Linked DNA regions of Homo sapiens: all the other regions are linked to region 1. Evidence: chromatin contacts called from ENCODE Hi-C or POLR2A ChIA-PET data. All regions are on one chromosome and are shown on one strand. Each heading gives the region's core, a stretch centred on a gene start or an enhancer-like site at or near the end of the contact. The rest is flanking DNA. Distances are from core to core; before and after follow the strand shown.

What was found. Hi-C counts contacts between places; a loop is a spot of excess contacts on that map. ChIA-PET counts read pairs that join two places held with the same protein, here RNA polymerase II (POLR2A). Pooled maps may share reads with other maps.
Region 2: a loop to region 1 is called in a map of OCI-LY7, with 12 times the contacts of the local background. The contact joins the promoter of PCBP1-AS1 here to the promoter of NAGK in region 1. A Hi-C loop is called at or near these places in 1 of 168 maps with a recorded cell type or tissue (OCI-LY7), 5 of 37 single-sample maps with no recorded cell type and 10 of 50 pooled maps. POLR2A ChIA-PET finds 5 or more read pairs at or near these places in 1 of 52 experiments (activated T-cell).
Region 3: a loop to region 1 is called in a map of GM12878, with 7 times the contacts of the local background. The contact joins the enhancer-like site here to the promoter of NAGK in region 1. A Hi-C loop is called at or near these places in 1 of 168 maps with a recorded cell type or tissue (GM12878) and 1 of 37 single-sample maps with no recorded cell type. POLR2A ChIA-PET finds 5 or more read pairs at or near these places in 1 of 52 experiments (activated T-cell).
Region 4: a map of OCI-LY7 shows a loop between it and region 1 (6-fold over the local background). The contact joins the promoter of LINC01816 here to the promoter of NAGK in region 1. A Hi-C loop is called at or near these places in 1 of 168 maps with a recorded cell type or tissue (OCI-LY7), 6 of 37 single-sample maps with no recorded cell type and 7 of 50 pooled maps.
Region 5: a pooled map shows a loop between it and region 1 (16-fold over the local background). The contact joins the promoter of C2orf42 here to the promoter of NAGK in region 1. A Hi-C loop is called at or near these places in 2 of 37 single-sample maps with no recorded cell type and 11 of 50 pooled maps. POLR2A ChIA-PET finds 5 or more read pairs at or near these places in 1 of 52 experiments (naive thymus-derived CD4-positive, alpha-beta T cell).
Region 6: a map of B cell shows a loop between it and region 1 (9-fold over the local background). The contact joins the promoter of TIA1 here to the promoter of NAGK in region 1. A Hi-C loop is called at or near these places in 4 of 168 maps with a recorded cell type or tissue (B cell, OCI-LY7, endothelial cell of umbilical vein and 1 more), 3 of 37 single-sample maps with no recorded cell type and 15 of 50 pooled maps. POLR2A ChIA-PET finds 5 or more read pairs at or near these places in 3 of 52 experiments (Caco-2, MCF 10A and OCI-LY7).
Region 7: a map of naive thymus-derived CD4-positive, alpha-beta T cell shows a loop between it and region 1 (6-fold over the local background). The contact joins the promoter of TGFA here to the promoter of NAGK in region 1. A Hi-C loop is called at or near these places in 1 of 168 maps with a recorded cell type or tissue (naive thymus-derived CD4-positive, alpha-beta T cell).

Annotation. Positions count from the first base shown.
Region 1 is chr2:71,067,243-71,070,349 of GRCh38, forward strand. It overlaps NAGK (N-acetylglucosamine kinase), which reads left to right and starts at 1,406. Exons shown (of 10, transcript NM_017567.6): 1 at 1,406-1,470. The coding sequence starts at 1,442. RefSeq lists a silencer at 1,632-1,691.
Region 2 is chr2:70,085,433-70,088,539 of GRCh38, forward strand. It overlaps PCBP1-AS1 (PCBP1 antisense RNA 1), which reads right to left and starts at 1,583. Exons shown (of 11, transcript NR_033872.1): 1 at 1,546-1,583; 2 at 115-192. PCBP1 (poly(rC) binding protein 1) reads left to right here and starts at 2,045. Exons shown (of 1, transcript NM_006196.4): 1 at 2,045-3,107. The coding sequence starts at 2,312. It also overlaps a transcript of ASPRV1 not described here. RefSeq lists enhancers at 642-781, 922-1,011, 1,052-1,261, 2,467-3,107 and silencers at 1,472-1,621, 2,072-2,131.
Region 3 is chr2:70,107,459-70,110,565 of GRCh38, forward strand. No RefSeq gene overlaps it. Among named protein-coding and RNA genes, the nearest start is that of LINC01816, 16 kb to the right of the region's middle. Within about 2 kb of position 1,438, at least 35 of the 41 ENCODE cell types and tissues checked have a DNase peak (open chromatin) inside an H3K27ac peak, as active enhancers do; they include GM12878, where a contact is called at or near this core.
Region 4 is chr2:70,123,702-70,126,808 of GRCh38, forward strand. It overlaps LINC01816 (long intergenic non-protein coding RNA 1816), which reads right to left and starts at 1,615. Exons shown (of 2, transcript NR_024444.1): 1 at 1,345-1,615; 2 at 335-724. RefSeq lists enhancers at 1-103, 104-909 and a silencer at 1,236-1,530.
Region 5 is chr2:70,189,592-70,192,698 of GRCh38, forward strand. It overlaps C2orf42 (chromosome 2 open reading frame 42), which reads right to left and starts at 1,428. Exons shown (of 10, transcript NM_017880.3): 1 at 1,382-1,428. RefSeq lists enhancers at 827-936, 1,027-1,076, 1,290-1,875, 1,667-1,726, 1,747-1,836.
Region 6 is chr2:70,247,023-70,250,129 of GRCh38, forward strand. TIA1 (TIA1 cytotoxic granule associated RNA binding protein) reads right to left here and starts at 1,606. Exons shown (of 13, transcript NM_022173.4): 1 at 1,383-1,606. The coding sequence starts at 1,408. TRG-CCC2-1 (tRNA-Gly (anticodon CCC) 2-1) reads right to left here and starts at 2,039; the gene lies at 1,969-2,039. RefSeq lists enhancers at 372-1,187, 1,188-2,002.
Region 7 is chr2:70,552,329-70,555,435 of GRCh38, forward strand. TGFA (transforming growth factor alpha) reads right to left here and starts at 1,498. Exons shown (of 6, transcript NM_003236.4): 1 at 1,400-1,498. The coding sequence starts at 1,439. LOC124907824 (a long non-coding RNA gene) reads left to right here and starts at 380. Exons shown (of 2, transcript XR_007086906.1): 1 at 380-1,064. RefSeq lists a silencer at 1,559-1,628.

The sequences.
Region 1 (3,107 bases), core at 156-2,655:
CGTCCCATGGCTCATTGCAGTAGTACAGGACAGAAACAATTATTTCAAAATCCACCTACAATCTAGTCTCCAAAAATCCTGCCCAGTTTAATTGCACCACAATCTACTAACTGTAATTCTAAAAATGTGTATGTTGGATAATCTTCCAGCTCTAAAGTGCTGTGAATTAAAAAAATGCCATAGGCAGGCATAAAAAAATCCTACCCTCTATTATATTCTCCATCTGATATAGAATATATGATATATATTCTATAAATGAATACATGATACAGAGTCTATCATGTAGTGATTTACTTTTTACTTTTGTGAATTACAACGTGGTAGGGTAGGAAATGAGAAAGCTTAAAAAGCCTAATTTTCTCACTAAAGCATAACCAGACACAGCAGCCTATTAGGGGTTTCTCCAGAAGATGGCAGGCAGTCAAGGGGGACAGAGTTCGACCCGCGACAGGCCAACTGATTTCCCCAAAAAGATGCCAAGGGCAGCTAACCGCCCTCCTGGCCCGCGAAGCTGCTCCTTGAGGGCCCAAAACTTCCCGGAGGAGCCAGAGGAGGCCCTCAGGAGCCACAGCTCTCCCTGACTTGGCCTGTATTTGCACCCCTAGGGATCCCATTCCCTTTCCCGACGCAGCGCAAGGAAGGGGAGCGGAATGGGGGCTGAAAGGCAATAAAAAACTTGTAAAGCCGTATCTGCTAGTTCTCCCAGTGGGCTATGTCCCTGCAAATATCCTCCACAAGAAGTAAACTGGGTGGGTAGGAAGAGGTGAAGGCTCCCTCCTCAGGGCTGCCGGGACCGCCTCGAGGGCTTGTCTGTTTAGGTCCCAATTCCTCCCGGATCCGTACATTCACACGAGCGCAGGGCAACAATCTGAGCGAGTGTTCGTGTGTGCCCGTGTGACTCGCCATCGCGTGGCAGATGTTCAGTAGAACATTACAGTAATTTCTGTTACAGGTCCATGGGCGCAGGTCCCTGAGCCCACAGCTTCGCGGGGGTCTGGCCGAGCATGCGTCACAACCTACGCGGCCAAGAGCAGTGCGCACGCGCAACCTAACGCGGGACTGCCAGCAACTTCCGGGCGTTTACAGGCAGGCAGGTCAGTGATGTGTCCTAAGGGTCCGACCGACCTAGATACCCCTCTTTGATTCCTCCTCTTGGGATTAGTGTCCATCTCTGGAAGCAGGATCCAGGAGGACGGGAGGGGCCGCTGCGGACCGCAGTCGCTCCACCTGGAGGAGACACCAGAAGGAAGACAGCCTGAGGGACGCAGCCATCCCCGGCTCCTACCGGCGCCCCGCCCCGCGCATGCGCACGCGCACAGGGAGTCAGCTGGCTGCGCGGGAGGTCACGGGAAGTGGGGCGGTGCCCAGACAGCTGGAGGGAAGGAGGTGTCAGGCGGGGAGAGACGCAAACGGCGGGACCAGCAGCGACGGTAGCAGCAGCATGGCCGCGATCTATGGGGGTGTAGAGGGGTGAGTGCGGCCCGGCGGAGGGAGCCTGGGCCCGAAGGCGGGGCGGAAGGCCGTGGCCAGCCTGGCAAGCTGGTGGCCTTGATCCTCGGCGTCCGGGCACTTTGGGCGGCGGGACCTTGCGGTGAAGAGGTGTGTGCACGCGCAGGGGCGCCCTGGAGCGCACAGCTGTATGCCTTACGGGGACTCTGCCTGTGCAACAGCCACACCCCGGGTTGGGGATCCTTTGTGTTTCTTGGCGGAACCACGCCCCTTTCTTCCACGAAACACCCACTCCGCTGTCTTCAGCTGGAGAAGCAGCTCCTTTTTCCTATTCCTGACCTCGGACAGAGTTTTGCAGAACAGGTGTCAGGTGTGAAATTGCTGAGCGCGGGCAGGGTGGGGAGTGGGAGTGGGGAGAAGCGGGACAAAGATCTTGGCTGAGGTTATCCGGGAGCTGGAGCAGCTGCGAGCCAGAGTACTAGGTTGTCCTGATGTCTGAAAACCGCTCCATCCCTGTTGGCCTTCCATGCTGCTTTCACTAGATTGCATTTTTCTGCTCAGAAGCTTGTTTACTGAACTTTTTGTAATAGCTCTGCCCCTGGGTATGACCATGGACAAGATATTTACCCTCCCTGGGCTACAGTTACCGTATGTGCAAAGTGAGGATAGGGATAAATAAGATCGCTATGTCCCTGCCAGTGGCAACATTCTGTGAATCTGAGTTTGTCAAATCAGGGAATAATGGGGGTCGCTGGCCTCTCAGCCAGGGCACTGTACTTTCGAATCTGTGATTGTTTTCACTTCTCTGGCAGCCACACCCCACTGCTGATTCACAGACCCCAAAGTCTTTTCACATGAATTGTTAGGAATGATCTTTCCCATCCTGTATTTGTAGCACTTAAAAAAAACAGTATAGGAGTCTGCATTCATCCTTGTTATAGTCATCTGTAAGATATGACCCGTTTCTTCCAGTTCGTCAAGACATGCTTTTGGATGTGGAATCTGCCACCTCATGTATTAACTACCCCCTTGAAATTTCATGTCCTCTTTGAGTTTGATGAGCGGTCTTCAGTGTCTTCTTCTGCCATTCCTAAAAGTAATGATCAATAAAGAAACATATATCCCATCACCACAGATCTCCCTGTGAACTACTGTGACCCCCAGTAATCAACATTTGAAGGTTTAGTTGCTTAAGTATGTATGAAGTCACCCTGCCATCTGGTCAGCATTTCTAGCAAAGGTGTCTTGAAGACCTTGGCAGCTGGATCTTGAAATGCAGTCTTTAGCTATTGTGAGGGAAGCAGAGAGATGTGCCATTTTTCTTAGGAGTGTTTGCTGAGCATTGCCTGTGCCAGCTCCTGTGCTCGTTCTGAGAGGGTAAGTAAGTGATCAGGAGCTTGACCCAGTGGAGCTTGAAGTCTAGTGAGAGGCGGACACAAAGCGTCTGAACACACACTTCATACAGAGGAGACTTTAATAACTTTGGAGGCACTATGAAGGTTTAACTAACGGAGACTTAACTAATTCGTTGGGGTGGGCCACACCTCAGAAAAGGTTTCGAGGACTAGGTGAAGCGTAAGTAGAGTCTTGCAGGATAAGGAGGACATCCCCAAGGGAAGAGGAGTGAGAATTATGTTTCAGTTAAAGAGCACTCAAAC
Region 2 (3,107 bases), core at 333-2,832, 980 kb before region 1:
ACAACAAAAGATTACCTGAAGGGCTCATTTAAATGACAAGCTCACCTAAACGTTTTAAATAGTATTTAAATTCCAAAACCCTGATTTACAGAAAAACCTGGAAAATGTGCTCACCAGTAAGGAAATCTGGAGGTCCATCCCCGACATTGTGTGACCTTGAATTAAGCACTTCATCTTTATGTTTGTCTTCCTCTGTTTAAAAGAGAGAGAGAGAGAGAGAGATAAGAACACCTACCTCAGAGGACCATGGTAAAAATTAAAGATAGAATACGGTGAACTGCCTTGCATCGGATGTGCTGGCACTGGCCAATGCACAATAAACGCCTGTCCCTTCTAGACTAAAAATGAACACTTAATTGTGGTAAACTATTAATAAGATTCACCGGCCAACTGTCCTATGAAAAAGTCAGAGGCACTGTAGTCTCTTCGTAGCTCTCGTTCTCTCCAGCACAACAGCCCATGCTAGGAAGTCTAGAAAAGCAGTAACTTATCTCATTCCTTAAATTAAACAGAGGTTTCTAAATGCTTTGGTACTGTGGGGACCCAAATTATCCCTTGATACTGCCCCCCTATTATCCACTATTAAGCTTTAAAAAGGCGAGAGATTAAATATTGTGCCCACATTTTACAGTCATTCGCGTTCCCGTTTCAAATTAAAGGGAGGAAAACGCGTTAAAATTAGGCCTCCGACCTTCAGACCAGCCTGTGGGCTTTTTTAAGTCATAAAACTCGCGGAGGTGGAAGGCCCCGGGGAGGAAGAGGGGTGCATTCTAGAGCTTTCGGGCCGACCCCAATTTCTCGTTGGCGACGAATGCTAACCACGTGTCGCCATTTTGTGTTCAGGAAACATGGCGGCCGCCCCAAGGGTAAGGAACAGGGGAGGCGGAGTAGCGCCACGTTAGCCGCTTTCCCTGAGAGATTGTGAAGCACGTTGCGCACGGGGCCCTTTCTGGTCTGGCTTAGCCCAAGGAGGAAGGGGAAAAGGCAGAAATCACAACTCATAGGCCAGCGTCTTGAGCGACACTTCCTCAGCGGGAAGAACCGGCAAAAAAGGCCTTCCAAGATGGCGGGCCCTGACGGGGCCGCCCCCCTTGAGCCTGGCGCAGTGGCTGCGCCCATGGGCCCGAAAAGCAGCCGCGGGAGCCCAGGCCGCGCGGGGAAAGCCGCAGAAACGTCCTGAAGCCCTGGCCGGCAGCCCCTGAACAAACGAGGCCTCCACAGGCGTACACTATTGTTTCTAATGTCGGAAAAGGGTGCCGCGGTGGAAACGACACAAGGGCAGGAGGTGGGGTTTCTGTGGCTTTAACCGAAAGAAACTTGCGAAACGCAAACAAAGCATTATGTAAATGGACGCCATTCTTTTTAGGACCACGTTTCTAGCACGCCCCACAAACAGCAGAGCCGCGATTCGGCAGGCGGCCGTGAGTGGGTTTCGGTCTTTCTGCCCACCGGCCGCCGCCGGGGAGCAGGAGCTGGGGTGGGGGATCCATGCAGGGCGCCCGGACGCCGGGGACGAAAGGGCCCCACGTGCCCGCCCGCGCGCACCCGCTCCGCAGGCCTCGCCTCGCCGCCCCTCCCCCCCGGAAGAGGGCTGCTGCCCCTCCCATCCCCCCACACCCTCGCGCACGCGCTCTGGTCACCTCACGCGCATGTTTTAAACCCGCGGCGTCCCGGCTTGTGCCTGCAGTTTCCGCCGGGGCTGCCCATGTCGTTCCGCGCACGAGCCCCTCATGTAGGGCAGGAAAATAATGTCTATCCCGCATACACAGCACTAGTATTTTCAGTCACCCGCCAGTGCCGTTAGAGTTAATAAAATACGTCATCATTTTAAAACTTTGCCGGACTCACAGCTTCCGCCCATCGTGCGCTTCATTTTCACTACTGCAGTGTCAGAAGGTTTTTTTTTTAAGGACCATGTAAGGGTTGGCGCAATCTTGTGACCTAAAAAAGACGGGTCCTCATTTTTTTTCAAGGGGTCCTGCGCAGCAAGCACTTCCGGGGTCAGAGGGTACGCGGGGTTGAAAGCGGGCTTCCCGCCCCGCCCAGACCGCCGAGGCTGCCGCCGGAGTCGCCACCGCCGCGCCCTCGCCCACCCGCCCGCCCGCCGCTCCCGGCCCCGCTCGCCCCCTCCGCCGCCGCCGCCCGCCCCTGCGACTACGCTGCGGCCTCCCGCCCGCTCCCGCTCGCTCCCGCGGCCCTCGCTCGCCTCGCGCCGGCAGTTTTGGGCCTACACCTCCCCTCCCCCCGCCAGCCGCCAAAGACTTGACCACGTAACGAGCCCAACTCCCCCGAACGCCGCCCGCCGCTCGCCATGGATGCCGGTGTGACTGAAAGTGGACTAAATGTGACTCTCACCATTCGGCTTCTTATGCACGGAAAGGAAGTAGGAAGCATCATTGGGAAGAAAGGGGAGTCGGTTAAGAGGATCCGCGAGGAGAGTGGCGCGCGGATCAACATCTCGGAGGGGAATTGTCCGGAGAGAATCATCACTCTGACCGGCCCCACCAATGCCATCTTTAAGGCTTTCGCTATGATCATCGACAAGCTGGAGGAAGATATCAACAGCTCCATGACCAACAGTACCGCGGCCAGCAGGCCCCCGGTCACCCTGAGGCTGGTGGTGCCGGCCACCCAGTGCGGCTCCCTGATTGGGAAAGGCGGGTGTAAGATCAAAGAGATCCGCGAGAGTACGGGGGCGCAGGTCCAGGTGGCGGGGGATATGCTGCCCAACTCCACCGAGCGGGCCATCACCATCGCTGGCGTGCCGCAGTCTGTCACCGAGTGTGTCAAGCAGATTTGCCTGGTCATGCTGGAGACGCTCTCCCAGTCTCCGCAAGGGAGAGTCATGACCATTCCGTACCAGCCCATGCCGGCCAGCTCCCCAGTCATCTGCGCGGGCGGCCAAGATCGGTGCAGCGACGCTGCGGGCTACCCCCATGCCACCCATGACCTGGAGGGACCACCTCTAGATGCCTACTCGATTCAAGGACAACACACCATTTCTCCGCTCGATCTGGCCAAGCTGAACCAGGTGGCAAGACAACAGTCTCACTTTGCCATGATGCACGGCGGGACCGGATTCGCCGGAATTGACTCCAGCTCTCCAG
Region 3 (3,107 bases), core at 188-2,687, 960 kb before region 1:
AGCTTAGCAGGGCCAGGCGGTGGTTCACACCCACAATCCCGGCACTCTGGGAAGCCAAGGCATGAGGATCACTGGAGCCCAGGAGTTCAAGACCAGTGTAGGCAACATGCTGAAATCCTGTCTCTTACAAAAAATACAAAAATTAGCTGAGTGAGGCTGGGTGCGGTGGCTCATGCCTGTAATCTCAGCATTTTGGGAGGCCGAGACAGGCGGATCACTTGAGGTCAAGAGTTCAAAACCAGCCTGACCAACACAGTAAAAATCCATCTCTACTAAAAATACAAAAATACAAAAATTATTGCACCACTGCACTCCATCCTGGGTGAAAGAGTGAGACTCCATCTCAAAAAAAAAAAAAGAAAAGAAAAGAAAAGAAATGAAATTAGCTCAGTGTGGTGGCTGGCGCCTGTAGTCCCAGCTACTCCAGGGGCTGAGGTGGAAGGATTGCTTTAGCCTGGGAGTTCGAGGCTGCAGTGAACCGTGATTGCGCCACTGCCCTCCAGCCTGGGCGACAGAGCGAGACCTTGTCTCAAAAAAAAAAAAAAAGAAGAAGAAGAAGCCACTAAGCTAAGAGGTAGGTACTAAGTTGAAGGGGAGACAGAATGGAGATAAGGATTTGGGTTTTTTAGGTGGTAGTGACACAAGGATGTTCATAAGCTGAAGAAGAAAAGACCAACAAACAGACTAAACATTTGAGAATGAGACAGAGGAAAAAGCATACGGAGCAAAGCACAGAGGTCACAGGGTGTGTGGCCAGCAGTGGTGGGGACGCTGCTAGCTTTCTCTGAAGTGGGAGAAAAGGAGTGTTCCTTTCCCTGCACTTTCTCAACCACACTGACTGAGGAAGGACAGAGGGGGCCCAGAGAGCAGTGGGGGTGTCCAATCACTGTTCTTGGGCCTGGAAACTGTTGGGGCTGTGGACCCCAGAGTACTGAAGGACTGCTGGACGGAGCGTATGGCTCCATCTGAGCCTGTAAATCATAAATCTACCTGGTCAAAGAGTAAAGGCCTCAAAGGTTCTGAGTTAATTGGTCTGGTTTTTGACCTGAGCATCAGAAATTTTTTAAGCTCCCTGAGTGAGTCTAACATGCAGCCATGGTTGAGAACCACTGGGGTTAAGAAGTGAATTGAGACGTATGGAGACTTAAATCTCCAACCCTGGGTGGGAGGACAAGGAGAGGCTCTGCCGCCCTGGCTGGAATAGTGGGGCCCTGTTTGGGTTGTGGACGTCCCTTCAGTCACAGGAGGATGAATTCCTGCCTTGTTCCTTTGGTCGGATCTGAATTCTTCCCCAACCTCCCGCCCTAACTGATAGCATACAGGGCTTCCCAGACAGAGACCATCAGCCCCTAGGGTGGCAGAGAAAGGCCAGGTTCAGGAATGTGACATTAATTATGACAAACAATATGTTCTCCCACTTAAGAACTAAGCCTGGTTGGCTGCGCATGTGCGCGCGCGTGCTTGTGTGTGGGTGTGTGGTGGGGTATGTGTGTGTCCGGGGCTGCCGATTCAACTGAAAAACAAAAGCGGCTCTGAGTCTGAAGCTAAGGTTTAACAAGTGACCAAGATGACTCATGCTGCTTGGCTGCAAAGGCCACAGGGCTGCCACCCCCAGCGGGGCGGGGCCTGGGTGGGAAGAGTCACAGGTACAGAGGCTCCTGTGACATTCACACTCTGCCCCTGCATCGGCTGCCTTTGGGGCCAAATACTTTTGTGAAAATTAAGACAGAAGGCCGGGTGCGGTGGTTCACGCGTGTAATCCCAGCACTTTTGGAGGCCGAGGCAGGCGGATCACGAGGTCAAGAGATGGAGACCATCCTGGCCCACATGGTGAAACCCTGTTTCTACTAAAAATACAAAAATAGGCAGGGCGTGGTGGCTCACGCTTGTAATCCCAGCACTTTGGGAGGCTGAGGCGGGCAGATCACGAGCTCAGGAGATCGAAATCATCCTGGCTAATACGGTGAAACCCCGTCTCTACTAAAAATACAAAAAATTAGCCGGGTGTGGTGGCACGTGCCTGTAGTCTCAGCTACTCAGGAGGCTGAGGCAGGAGAATTGCTTGAACCCAGGAGGTGGAGGTTGCAGTGAGCCAAGACTGCGCCACCTCACTCCAGCCTGGCAACAGAGTGAGACTCCATCTCAAAAAAAAAACAAAAACAAAAACAAAAAGTAACTGGGTGTGGTGGCCCGCACCTATAGTCCCAGCTACTCGGGAGGCTGAGGCAGGAGAATCACTTGAACCCAGGAGGCGGAGGTTGCAGTGAGCCGAGATCGTGCCACTGTACTCCAGACTGGCGACAGAGCCAGACTCCCTCTCAAAAAAAACAAAAAACAAAAAAGAACCAGAAAATGTAACTTTCTTCCTATGGTCATAAATCTGGTGTAAGCAGGCAAGTCAAAGCGATGTTGAAGCCAATGGATCTTGCAAAGGCATGGCAATGTTTGCACAAGGATGGGATATAGTAAGTTAAAATACATTGGCTTTTTCCAAACGGGCTCAAACTGGAAGAGAAGGTCTAAGCAGAGCATGTGCTGCTGTCAGGAGGGTTCCTCAGCAGGAGACAGGGCACCCCAGGGGTGCATATTTAATAAAAACTTACAATATGCAGGTTTTGGGACATGAAGGAAACATTTAACCTGTCCTGTCCAACACGGCAGCCACTTGTCACATGCGGCAGTTGAATACTTGGAATATGGCTAGTCTGAATAAAGATGTAAAACATACGCCGGATTTTAGACTTAGTACAGGGGTGGGAAAGAGTTTAAAATAGCTCAGTATAGGCCGGGCACAGTGGTTCACACCTGTAATCCCAGCACTTTGGGAGGCCAAGGTGGGCAGATCACCTGCAGTCAGGAGTTTGAGACCAGCCTGGCCAACATGGCAAAACCCTGTCTCTAATAAAATTACAAAAATTAGCTGGGAATGGTTGCGGGCGCCTGTACTTCCAGACACTCGGGAGGCTGAGGCAGGAGAATTGCTTGAACCTGGGAGGAAGAGGTTGCAGTGAGCTGAGATCACACCACTGCACTCCAGCCTGGGAGACATAGAGACTCCGTCTCAAAAAAAAAAAAAAACCTCTCTCTCCATGTATATATCTGTGTGT
Region 4 (3,107 bases), core at 365-2,864, 940 kb before region 1:
GCTCACGCCTGTAATCTCACGCTTTGGGAGGCTGAGGTGAGAGGATCCCTTGAGCCTAGGGGTTCGAGACCAGCCTGGGCAACATAGCGAGACCCTGTGGTTAAAAAAAAATTAAAATTAGCCAATAGTGGTGGCACGCGCCTGTAGTACCAGCTTCTTGGGAAGCTGAGGCAGGAGGATCACCTGTGCCCAGAGAGGGCGAGGCTGCAGTGAGCCATCATCGTGCCACTGTACTCCAGCCTGGGCGACAGTTCGAGACCTTTTCTCAAAAAAAGAAAAAAAAAAGTTGTTCAAGTTGTGTAGTGCACGGGAGGAAAGAAGTATGACAATAACATAGGACAGCAGCCGGCTCTTTTTTTCATCAGGATGTGGAGAGTGGGCGCCTTGGGAAGACGAAATTGAGTATGTGCGGGGGAGGGGTCATATGAAACAAGGTCGGGAAGGGGGCGGGGAGAGCTGGGGCTCTGGAGGAGCTTGGGGCTCGCGCTGCGGGGGAGGAAGCGCCTTCCGCGGTCGCTGGGGGGAAGTGGTTAGGAGGAAGCACGGGCAGTGGAGGGGACTGCTGGAGGGTCCCATCTGGGAAAGCAGGCACGGATGCGGGGACATTTCCGCCCGTCACCCTGGCAAAGCGCTCGCAGGGCTGGAGGGACAGAGTTCTCAGATCCAAGTAGAGAAAACCGGGAACGGTTCCGGCTCTGGGGACTGACATTCATCGCGGCAGTTTCTGGTGGCAAAACAGAGGAAACAAAGGAATGATGAAATGAACTGAGCTGCCTTCATGCCCCGGATGAATGTTCAGCCATTAGAAAAGAGTGAATCCCAGCTGGGATTTGGGGTTCCACGGTGTACTAGAAAAGCAAAACAAAGAGAAGCGCCTACTAGATGCCATCTTGGAAAACAAAAGCAAACGTGTGTGTGTGTGTGTGTGTGTGTGTGTGTGATGTTACATGGGCATGGGGAAATTACGGAAGTAAATACTAATGCTTGTGGCCGGGCGCGTGGCTGACGCCTGTAATCCCAGCACTTTGGGAGGCCGAGGCGGACGGATCACGAGGTCAGGAGATCGAGACCACGGTGAAACCCCGTCTCTACTAAAAATACAAAAAGTTAGCCGGGCGTAGTGACGGGCGCCTGTAGTCCCAGCTACACGGGAGGCTAAGGCAGGAGAATGGCGTGAACCCGGGAGGCGGAGCTTGCAGTGAGCCGAGATCGCGCCACTGCACTCCAGCCTGGGTGACAGAGCGAGACGCCGTCTCAAAAAAAAAAAAAAAAATACTAATGCTTGTGTAAATTGGGATGGTGGAAAATGAGGAAGAGGGCGGCAGGGGAATCCTTAGTACTTACAGAGAAAACGGAGCAAGTGTACAAGCACGCCAACCCCCCCGGTGCCCAAGCTCGGCGCTCACGCGGCTAGGATGACGCCCGTGGGACGCCCCAGGGGCCCTGCTCGCAGCCACTCTGCTCAGGGTCATTTATAGTCTCTCCGTTCTTTGTTAAATAAAGACGGTGAGACACGGACGGGCTGGAGCCGGCAGGGGTAGTGGAGGGCAGAGGGGACGGGTCGGGGCGCCCCTCGCTCCTGCCACGCTGCCGCCGCCCCAGACAAAGACAGCTGCGTACGGCGGGAGCGCAGGGGCGCCTGCGCGCAGGGCCTAAATCGCCTGTCCCGTCTCCCCCTGACGCCCACACACCCAAGCGGCAGCCCACTCCCCTTCTACCCCGCAGCCATTTGCTTCCCACCCCTTGATTTTCTTTTTTCTTTTCCCCTCCCCTCAGCATCCCCCCAACCTCCTCTGATACACTTTGGCTAATTGTCTAATGAATTTACCTATTCTAGGTATTTCGTATAAGTGGAATCATATAATATTCGTCCTTCTGTGTCGGCTTATTTTGCTTAGTACAAGGTTTTTTATTTTTTATTTTTTTTTCTTTGAGACACGGTCTCGTTCTGTCGCCCAGGCTGGGGCACAGTGGCGCTCAGCTCACTGCAACCTCCACCTCCGGGTTTCAAGTGATCCTCCCACCTCAGCCTCCCAAATAGCTGGGACTACAGGTGCGCTGCCACCACTGCCTAGCTAATTTTTGTATTTTTGGTAGAGACCAGGTTTCGCCATGTTGCCCACGCTGGTCTCCAGCTCCTTAGCTCAAACGATCCTCCTGCCACAGCCTCCCAAAGTGCTGTAATTACAGGCGTGTGAGCCACCATGCCCGGCCACTTAGCATAATCTTTTCAAGGTTCATCCCTGCTGCAGCACGTATGAGAACTTCATTTCTTTTATTGTATTTGTGGTAATATGTACACAACATAAAGCTTATTTTAATCAATTTTTAAGTGTACAGTTTAGTGGCACTAAATAGTCACGTGGTTGTGCACTCACCACCATCATCCATCTCTAGAACTCTTCCATCATCCTAAACTGAAACTCTGTACCCGTGAAACAACTCCCTCATTCCCCTCTACCCAGCTCCTGGCAACCACCATTCTACTTTCTGTCCCTGTGCACTTGGGAGCATCACCTTTCTGGGACATCTGCAACGGTTCTCTGGAGGATTGTCTCCCCTTTTTTAAAAATTTATTTTCTTTTCTTTCTTTCTTTTTTTTTTTTGGTAGAGAAGGGGTTTCACTTCATTGCCCAGGCTGGTGTCCAACTTCTGGGCTCAAGGAATCTGCCTGCCTTGGCTTCCCAAAGTGTTGGGATTACAAGCATGAGCCACTGTGCCCCGCCTGTGGTCTCATTTTGGAGGGCAAGAGGGATAGAGATAGCCATAACCTGGAGAATATTGAGATGTGGACAACAAGGATGACAAAATTTGGTCCTATGAGAAATCATCTGTGAGGAAGAGTGGAGAGAACTGAGCTTGTTCAAGACAGTGAGGTCCTGGGATGATCTCAATTCATGTAAGAAAACCAGGAAGCAAGGAGGTTTCAGTTTATCAACAGATTTAAAAGGCGCAAGCCTTTTGATATAACTAGAGAAGAGAAGACTCAGGTGATCACACAGACTGTCTTCACCCAAGTGAAGGATGATTATGTAGGAAAGTGGATAGAAGATGCTGTCAACAGAAATGTAAACAGAATCATGTTAACAATTTTTCAGTAGGCACTT
Region 5 (3,107 bases), core at 178-2,677, 880 kb before region 1:
CTGTAGTCCCAGCTACTAGGGAGGCTGAGGCAGGAGAATGGCGTGAACCCTGGGGGGTGGAGCCTGCAGTGAGCCGAGATCGTGCCACTGCACTCCAGCCTGGGCGACAGCGAGACTCCGTCTCAAAAAAAAAAAAAAAAAAATGGCCTGAGTAGCTGGACGTGGTGGCTCACGCCTGTAATCCCAGCACTTTGGGAGGCTGAGGCGGGAGGATCACTGAGCTCAGGAGTTCAAGACCAGCCTGGGCAACATAGTGAGACCCTGTCTCTTAAAAAAAAAAAAAGATACACTGTGGAGTGAAAAAAGTGCAGCACTTTGTAATATGCTATTCTTGGTTTTACTCTTTTAAAAGAAAAAAAAAAAGACGAGAGATACACATATGTATCTATCTAGACACACACACATACAATGTCTATTGCATCAGAAGAAACGACATGGGATTTGGGAAACAGAAGTTAGGAGGGAGACTTACATCTCACTGTTTGGCAGTATTTGAATTTTAAAACATGTACTAGTATTACTTCCTAGAGACTCTATATCGAAAGCATATACAAACAATTAACACAACTTGTAAAGAACGTGGATTTGAAACCTGAAAGATCTGCTGGGTATTCTCTTCTCAGCAAGTTTACAAATCAGCCTCCTCGGCGGGAGAGTGTCAAGGGACTGGTGTTGGAAGCGTTAACCCGCGATGGGTTTCCATCCAACCACTACCCAGACCTAAATGTTTGGTGGATTCTGTTTCATGCTTGTGAGGCACAGTTAGGGGAAAAGAACAAATGATCATTACGGATAAATAATAAAACTAGCTGAGTACACTGCGTGTTAAATCCTTTCTATGCATGTACTGCCCACACGATCCTGTGAGGTAGATACTATGTTACCCATCTTAGAGATGAGGAAACTGTTACTCAGATTTGACGGAAGCGTCACAGCCAGCAGGTAACTCACAAACGTGGGTTTGTAGTCGGCTGGATGGCTTGCCAAACCACAAGTGGGAGGATGGAGCACATCAGCCCTCAACGGCCTCGGAACAGCGGAGGAAGACCGCCGGGGCCCTGCAGTCAACGGAGCGGCCGCCCGACTCCGGGACGCTCACCTCCCGGCCGGCTTCCGGGATGGGTCTGCAGCGACACACACATATCCCCTGGGACCTGCTTCCCGGCATCCTCCCCGCGCGAGCGCTCACTTCCGGTCCCAAGTAGGCCCAGGCAGAAGCATCACCTCGCCGGCAGCCGCTCCTTGGACATGCTTTCCGCTGGGAACCCGAGCTCTACACCCCTGCCCCACCGCCGCCCCGGTCCTTGCTCAGCACTACCCCCTTACCTGCCCTGCGCACCCCCCGCGAGCCCCGGGGCCCTTAGCTGACGACCGCCCTCACCTCTTCTCTCTTCGCCTGCCGCGGCCTTTTACAAACGGGGCCAAACTGTTCGCTGTAACGACAATCGTTATTGGTCAGAGCCGCCCACGCGCGGCAAGTGGCCGCCCACCTGAGCTCGCGTTGTCTTATGGGAGTTTTAGTTCTCTCCTTCAGAGACCGCTGAGACACTGGGGGAATGCGGTGGTAGAACATACGCCGACCTAGCGGCTGTAAAGCTCAGGCTCTGCCTTGGAGTTGGAGTGCTTCTGGCCTATCTTACTGGGCGCTCACCTCCAAGGCTCGTCTTGACTCCCTTCTGGCCTGAGAGAGTCCTATTTCTGAATAGACTTTTGCTGGTAATTGATGCAAAAATGACTTGAGTTGCTGGACGTGGTGGCTCACGCTTGTAATCCCAGCACTTTGGGAGGCTGAGGCGGAGGATCTCTTGAGGCTAGGAGTTCGAGACCAGCCTGAGCGACATAGCGAGACCCTGTCCTTACAAAAAATGAAAATTAAAAAAAAAATCGCCCGAGATTTTCTACATTATTAGCAGATGTCAGCTGCGAATTTGGAGTTTGTTTGGAGGTTCTTGCCCACCTGAGTATTCACCTCTATCACATGTATGTTTATGACAAGTTAACTTTTTCTCCCTTAAGTACACTTTGAACTACACTTGAACGTTTTCTCTTAAAATGAGATAAAAAAGAGCTTCCTGTATATCTTAGTTCTGGTCCTTGGAATCACGGAATAAATCTAAATGCTCATCGTTCATGATTGAAGATAGCTCCCGAGTGCAATGTGTTCATGGTGAGGCCACTGTGTTGGAAAACCCTGGAATGAGGTTTTCTGCTCTCCTGACCCTAGTCTGGCTACTTACTAGTGGTAGCAGGTTAATTTACTATTGGGAAACCTTAGTCAACTATTTATAAGAGAAGTGGAACGTTCCGGCCGGGCGTCGTGGCTCACGGCTGTAATCCCAGCACTTTGGGAGGCCGAGGCGGGCGGATCACAAGGTCAAGAGATCGAGACCATCCTGGCCAACATGGTGAAACCCTGTCTCTCTACTAATACAAAAAAAAAAAGTTAGCTGGGCGTGGTAGCGCGTGCGGGTAGTCCCAGCTACTCGGGGCACTAAGGCAGGAGAATCGCTTGAACCTGGGAGGCTGAGGTTGCAGTGAGCTGAGATCGCGCCACTGCACTCCAGCCTGGCGACAGAGCGACTCCGTCTAAAAAATAAATAAATAAAATAAAAAAAGAGAAATGGAACATTCCAGGACTAATGTTTGTAGTATTAGTTCTTAAACTGGAAAGAGAGGGAGAGGGACACAATTTTTCCAGAAGACTTTTTAGTTTTCTTTCCATTTATTATGTAAACTAAAAATAAAATCCCATGCCCCACAGCCAACTGAATGAACCCTCACCCCTTGGCCAAGGGGATGTTAAACTGAATTCTGAATTCTCCTGGGTGGAAAGGGAGGTCGGACATGCCTCCTTATACTCCCTCTTTTGGAGTTTAGGCACAACTGACCACCATTAATGTTAAAAGAGAAATTATAAGAATGGCAGAACAGACTCTCTGTAGCAATAGAATACCAAATAATAAACAAGACCAAAGGCCATGCAAGGCAAGAATTAAGCCACACCCTACAAACCATAACATCTTTTTAAATGAGTTTTTAAATTAACCCTGTATCGTGTGGCTTACTTTCCAGCCTGAATCAGGTATAGCACCACATGATAAAAAGCA
Region 6 (3,107 bases), core at 356-2,855, 820 kb before region 1:
CAGTGCCTTAACCCAAAATGCTGATGACTGTCATAGCTAAGAGGCAAGAGGGAAGAGATTCCACCAACACCGTGAGGCTAGTAGTTTTTTAGGGAGTATTCATCTACAGATACAATCTTTCCTAAAACAAAGGTCATGCACTAATTGCTACGTCCTACTGAAAAGATACTTTCTGAGCCTCAGGAATAGAGAAAAGAAATTTCAAGGTTACTAACAGATTAACTGACAATCTATTAAGAAAACAAGTGTAACCACATTTCCAATATAGACAAGAAATAGCAACTTAAAAGTGGAAAAATTTTGGAGGTAAAAAAACAATTACATCGTACTTCAGAGCAACTTTATTAGAGAGCTGCAAAGAGAAACCTAAAATTGCATTTTTAATGCATGGAGCTCTCAAACTGCCAGTATTCCAAGAATATAAACAAAAAGCTATGTCATCCAAGAAAAACAAAAAGCTATGTCAAGAACTCATTGAGCTTTTCTTCTTCCGAGAAATGCCAACAAAGGCAGGATCAACTCATCCGATAATACCTCGAAAAACAAAGAACGCAGTTGGGGAAGCCACACGACAAAGAAAATATCCACGCTCCGGTAATTTAACGCTATCTCTAAAAATTCTCTGTAAATATGTTAGGGCATTTACAGCCCGCTCGTTCAACACCATGTCAATCACAACAGTAGTAAACGACTATAAAAATAATATTAAATCCATTTCCCCTCAATTGATATATTCCTTCTGGGTGAGATTTCCAAATCCTTGGGGTGTCTGGTTAGGCTTTTTGGTCGGTGGGTGCTACAGAAGGAAAGCCAGAGGTTAAAGAAAAATGCTTGGCTTTTTTCCAATTGGCAACTGCAAGAATAAAGTTTACTGCACTGAAAATGAGTACAAGCACCCTCGAGGAGGAAAAAAAATCTTATCACCGAGAAGAAAATGAAAGGAAGAATTTCAGTAGGAAATCAAAAGTAAAATTAAAGGGAGACGGCTGTAAAGATAAGAAGAGGTTAATCAAAAAGGGGGAGAAGCGGGAAAAGGAAAGAAAGCATAGGACAAAAGGAAGGTTCGACGAGTTCTAAAAAGAGGTCTGAATTAAAGTCTTTTCTCCAGGTCTAAGACCACAGAGGGCCCGTGGCGAGAGCAAAGGTCATGCAATGGTGTTGCTAAAGTGAAGGGATTAATTGAGAGGGTTGAGCCCCGTCTCCCTTCACCTCGTCCTCACAGATTGGGTCTTGGTTGTAAGCATCCAGGTGCATGCTAAGGAAACAAAAACCACGATATCGCGGTGTCCACGGAGAACAATAGGCTGGGAGCGGCGCAGGGCCGAGGCCTTCCCTCCGGGACGACCACCATCCCGCCTCCCTCATCGCTGCCCCAGACTCACAGAGTCTTGGGCATCTCGTCCTCCATGGCTGCTGCTGTCGCGGCGGCGCCTCCAGGTCCAGCTCCCTGCCCTTCACTACCTCCCAAATCGTTTAAGCGGTTATGGCTACAGGATAGTGGGGTTTCTCGGCTGACCAGAGGTTACTCCGCCTCCTCCTCCGGCGGCAATTACACTAAACCGCCCGGCCCAGCGGGAACAATGAAACCCCAATACAAGATGGCGGCGAGCCGGGAGCCTAGGAGCAGCCAGCAAAGTTACCCGGGCCGCGCAGGCGCAGAATAATCTTGCACTCTCAACCTCCGGGCCGCCCGGCTACACCTTAATCCATAGGTTCACTTGTTGCGCAGCCGCTCTTCCACCCGACGCGAGGGACGCCTCAGACTGCGCAGGCGCAAGTATTAACTACTTCACGATTTGCGTGAACTTTTTTGTCTTCTGGCTGCGGATTCGAGTGTTTCGACCGCGAATTATGAGGGAGTGGAAACCTTCAGGGACAGTAAAAAGCCTAAATCTTTCCTCTTTTGGAAAGATATATAAAGACTCTTCAAGCTATCTGGTTTTTAGCGAGCGAGAAGCAAAACGCCTATGCGCCGCCCGGGAATCGAACCCGGGTCGCAAGAATGGGAATCTTGCATGATACCACTACACCAGCGGCGCTGTTGACATGCCCAGCCGCCACAGTATTTTAGGAGGAAATAGAAGCAGACGTTCTCTCATGTGAAAAGAATTGTCATGTATTATTTATTCATTTAAAAGTAAAAGTTTATTGACAGTCTGTAATCTTCTGTTTTCCAATAACATAAATAATTTATCTTTTCTCATCCCAAACATAGGAATGGATGTTTCAACTTTCTCTGTACAGAAAAAAAATTTCAATTTAAAATGTTTACTTAAGAAATAAGAAAAAAGAAAAAAAGTTTTACTTAAAAAAGTAAGGATTTTATTAAGAATTTGCGTCGTTGGTGCTAGCCAGATTTTTCAGCGCGGGGAGGATATTTCCAGATGCCAGATTTTTATTTATATTTGCATTTCTTCCGTGTATTGATTGCACATTGAAAAGCATTTAAGAAATAGCTGTTTAGGCCGGGGGCAGTGGCTCACGCCTGTTATTCCAGCACTTTGGATGGCTGAGGCGGGCGGATCACCTGAGATCAGGAGTTCGAGACCAGCCTGACCAACATGGCGAAACCCTGTCTCTACTAAAAATACAAAAATTAGCTGGATGTGGTGGTGGGGGCCCGTAATCCCAACTACTCAGGAGGCTGAGGCAGGAGAATCCTTGAATCTGGGAGGTGGAGATTGCAGTGAGCCGAGATCTTGCCATTGCACTCCAGCCTGGGCAACAGAACGAGGATCCGTCTCAAAAAACAAACAAAGAAACAAACAAAAAACCCCAGCTATTTAATGCAAATTGGTCACAAGAATCTTAAAAGTAAACAAGTCAAAAGATACATAAACTTCAGTCCAACTTTAGGAGGCAGAGAAATTAGAGCTCTGAAATGTGATTCAGTATACTCTGTATGCATTTCACATTGCTTATTATATATATATGTCACTAAAGTAATCCTATGTCTAGGAATCTATCCTACAGAAATAAAACAATTAATTTATAAAGATTTATGTGCCAAGATACAACTGCAGCATTGTTTACAGTAGAAAAAAATGGAGTAACCTGAATATCCATCAATGCCACTTATGGTAATTTATTCAATTTACACCAAATAC
Region 7 (3,107 bases), core at 248-2,747, 510 kb before region 1:
CTGTTATTACTACTACTACTTACTACTATTATTTGCAAAAACATTACAAGGGATAATTATATCCAGGAAGCTTCCCTTGTATTGGTAATGTTTTATTGCTTTTTCTAAAATTTAAATCAGAGCAACAGTCAATACATGCACACAAAAAAGGCAATTCTTCAAAAATGTGGGGGAAAAGCCTCCCATACCCATGTTACCTGCTGGTGAGTTTCAGGTAAGGGTGTAGCTGGGAGCATCCGGTTCCAAGACTGCCTTGTATTTCTCTTACAGGATGCCTCCCCTTCTGCTGCGGTTTTTAATCAGCGTTTCTAGGGCAGGCTTGCAGGCGGGGCCGCGAACCCCCTGTAGTTGTACACGGAGCTGGGTGAGGCTGCGGCTCTGGGCATTTCTGGGGAGGAGTTCCATGGCTTTCCACAGACTCTAACCACCCTGCAGCGAGCCGCATGCTATACGGGTTAAACTCGGGGCATATCGAACGAACAATTCACTTCACGGAAGACTAGCAATAACCAGGACACCTGCGCTATTGATCAGCTATCTCAACACCAGAGAGACCCACCAGCACAAGGGGCAAGAATTGGCCAGGAGGCGCGCGGCGCTGCGCCCTCACCGCGTCCAGACAGACCCTTGAACTTCACCGCCAAAAAACGCACCGCTCCGCAGACCCGACCCGGGAGAGGGGTTTAACTTCCCCTCACCTTTCCCATCCCTCCTTCATTTCCAAGGACATACTCAAAGGAAACTGGCAACACTCGGTCTAGGGTTTCGCTCCTGCCCTCGGCGGACACCGAAACCACTTCTCCCAGGGAAGTTAATTAAAGGAACCATTAATCCGCCCAAAAATCCAAAACCTACCCCCAAAGCTCAAGAGCTCTGAAAAGAGATCGAGGGCGCCTCTGCCGATCTTGAACATCTCTGCTCGTCGCTGGGGCTTAGAGGTGGGCAGGGGGTGCCAAAGGGGCGCAGGCAAGACCCGGCCAGAGGGTTAGACGCCGGCCCCCGTTCCGAGGCGGCCCAGTCTACACGCCAGCGACGCCGGCTGAGCCGGGCTTGGAGGCAGCCAGGTAAGCAGGTAGGTGTAGGCATGTGTCTGAGCAGACACACAGCTGCGGCGGATTAAAGTTCAAGCCCGTTCACACTCCGCTTCCCCTTCCCAGGTGTTCTCACGCACGGCCCAGGCAGCCACTTTCCCGGGGAAGCCTCGGCGCTCGACCGGACAGTCCCCTCTTTGTCATTCTTAATGACTCCCCTTGCCTCCCAGGCGCCAACCCATTGAGACTACTCGCTTCTCTCCACTCTCCCAGGCGGGCGCAGAAACCCCCGGAAAGGGGAACTCGGCGGGGACCGGGGGAAGCAGGGTGTCGCGCGGCGCAGGGGGCGCCGCAGCCGGCGTACGTACCCAGAGCGAACAGGGCGAGCTGTCCAGCCGAGGGGACCATTTTACGGGCGGGCGGGCAGCAGGCTCTCCAGCCTCCTGCCCTACCTGCGGTGCCCGAGTGGCGGAGCGGCGCCGCGGTGCGGGGGAAAAAGACGCAGACTAGGCAGGGCCTGCCCCCGGCGCGGGAGGGCGGAGGGAGGACCGAGCGCCTCTCTGCTGGCACTCGCCCCGCAGCGCTGCCCGCCGGGCGGAAATAGGAAGGCGGCTACCGTCACCTCCTCGCCACTCGGCGACCGGGGCACAGCTGACCCCCCCCTCCCGCCCCGATGGGGGTGCCCCCCTGAGGGCACAGAGGGTGGGGGTTTGGGGTAAGGGGCGGGGACGCTGAGCGCACCGAGCAGGGCGCGGGCTGCTGGGCGGGGCGACCTGGGATCCCAGAGCCTGGCGGCGCGAGCCGGGCACCCGGGCCGACGAAAAGGCAGGAAGCGCCTGACTTCAGACACCACCCCCGACTGCCAGCGCCGTGCGGCAGCGGACTCCAGCGTGCGGGGTCGGCGCCGGCCGCGTAGCCGGATTGTCCTGGGCCGCAGTGGCGGCTTCCAGGCTCTAGGCGGCGGAGCGGAGCCGCCCGGGCACCCGTTACCTACACCGAGGGGCCGCTCCTGGGGCATCTCTGGGGCGGGGAAGGCTGGAGGCTGGGGACGCAGCCAGGAAAGGGACCTGTGAGTTTCGCCGGCCGCTTGCCAAGACTTGGCTCAAGGAAAGTGGTCCCCTGAATCAATGAAGAATTTGTTAAACCAGGTTTCCCACCTGTGCCACAGTTCCCATCAATTCTGGCAACGCCTGCCGCCTTACCTCCCAGGCAGGCCACATCGTTAAGATCAGTCTTCGTACTTCTGGCCTGGGACTGATAAAAAATGGGTCTCTGTGACGAATCTGGTTATATGGCACCACCAGCTGAGGCCAAAAGCCTGCTAGCCTGCCACCAAGTGTACCCCGAAAGAGGGGTGTGTGGGCCCGAGTCACCTGGGTGGTCCTTTCAGGATTTGTGGCTCTGAGGTGGCCCCTGGTGCTGGAATTTGGGGAGGTGGAGGGGATAGAGGGAAGACATTCTGGGCGAAGAGTGGAAGATCCATAGGTTCCTCGGTGACCCTCATGGGGACAGTACACCCGGGAGATTCATGTTCTCCAGGTACCCGGAGCTCACGGACTGACCCTCTTCTCCTGCCTCCTCTGGCCTACGTGCTCCGGGTAGATCCACTTTCCTTGAAGGTGGGGGTGGGGGCTGTTGGGCCTGGGGAATCTTTTGCTGTTTACTTGGGGAGGCTCAGGCTCTCACGGTTGACCTCTGCCCAGTTTGTTTCATGTAAGTAGAGCAACCTAGTTTCAAGAAGGAAGCACCAGGCCATTGGTCTCAACATTTGGGCAGGAAGCACCAGTGTAAATCATTCCTTTCAATAGATTTGTCGGAGCATACTTTGTTCTTTTAGGGTAAATCTTTTCCTTGGTCCACCCCATGCATGTACAAGGCACACATGCACTTCCTTTAGTAGGTTGTCCCTGACTCCCACTTCCTTCAGGTTGATCTTGACCTGCTCTGGTGGTTTCCCTGTCTCCTCCCTAAACTAGTCTGCTTTGGCTACAGAAGGGGAGGAATCAGGGGTTCCCCCACCCTTCTCCTGTTCCCCAGGACTAGAGAAGGACCTGACTCCTTGCTTCCTACTGGAAC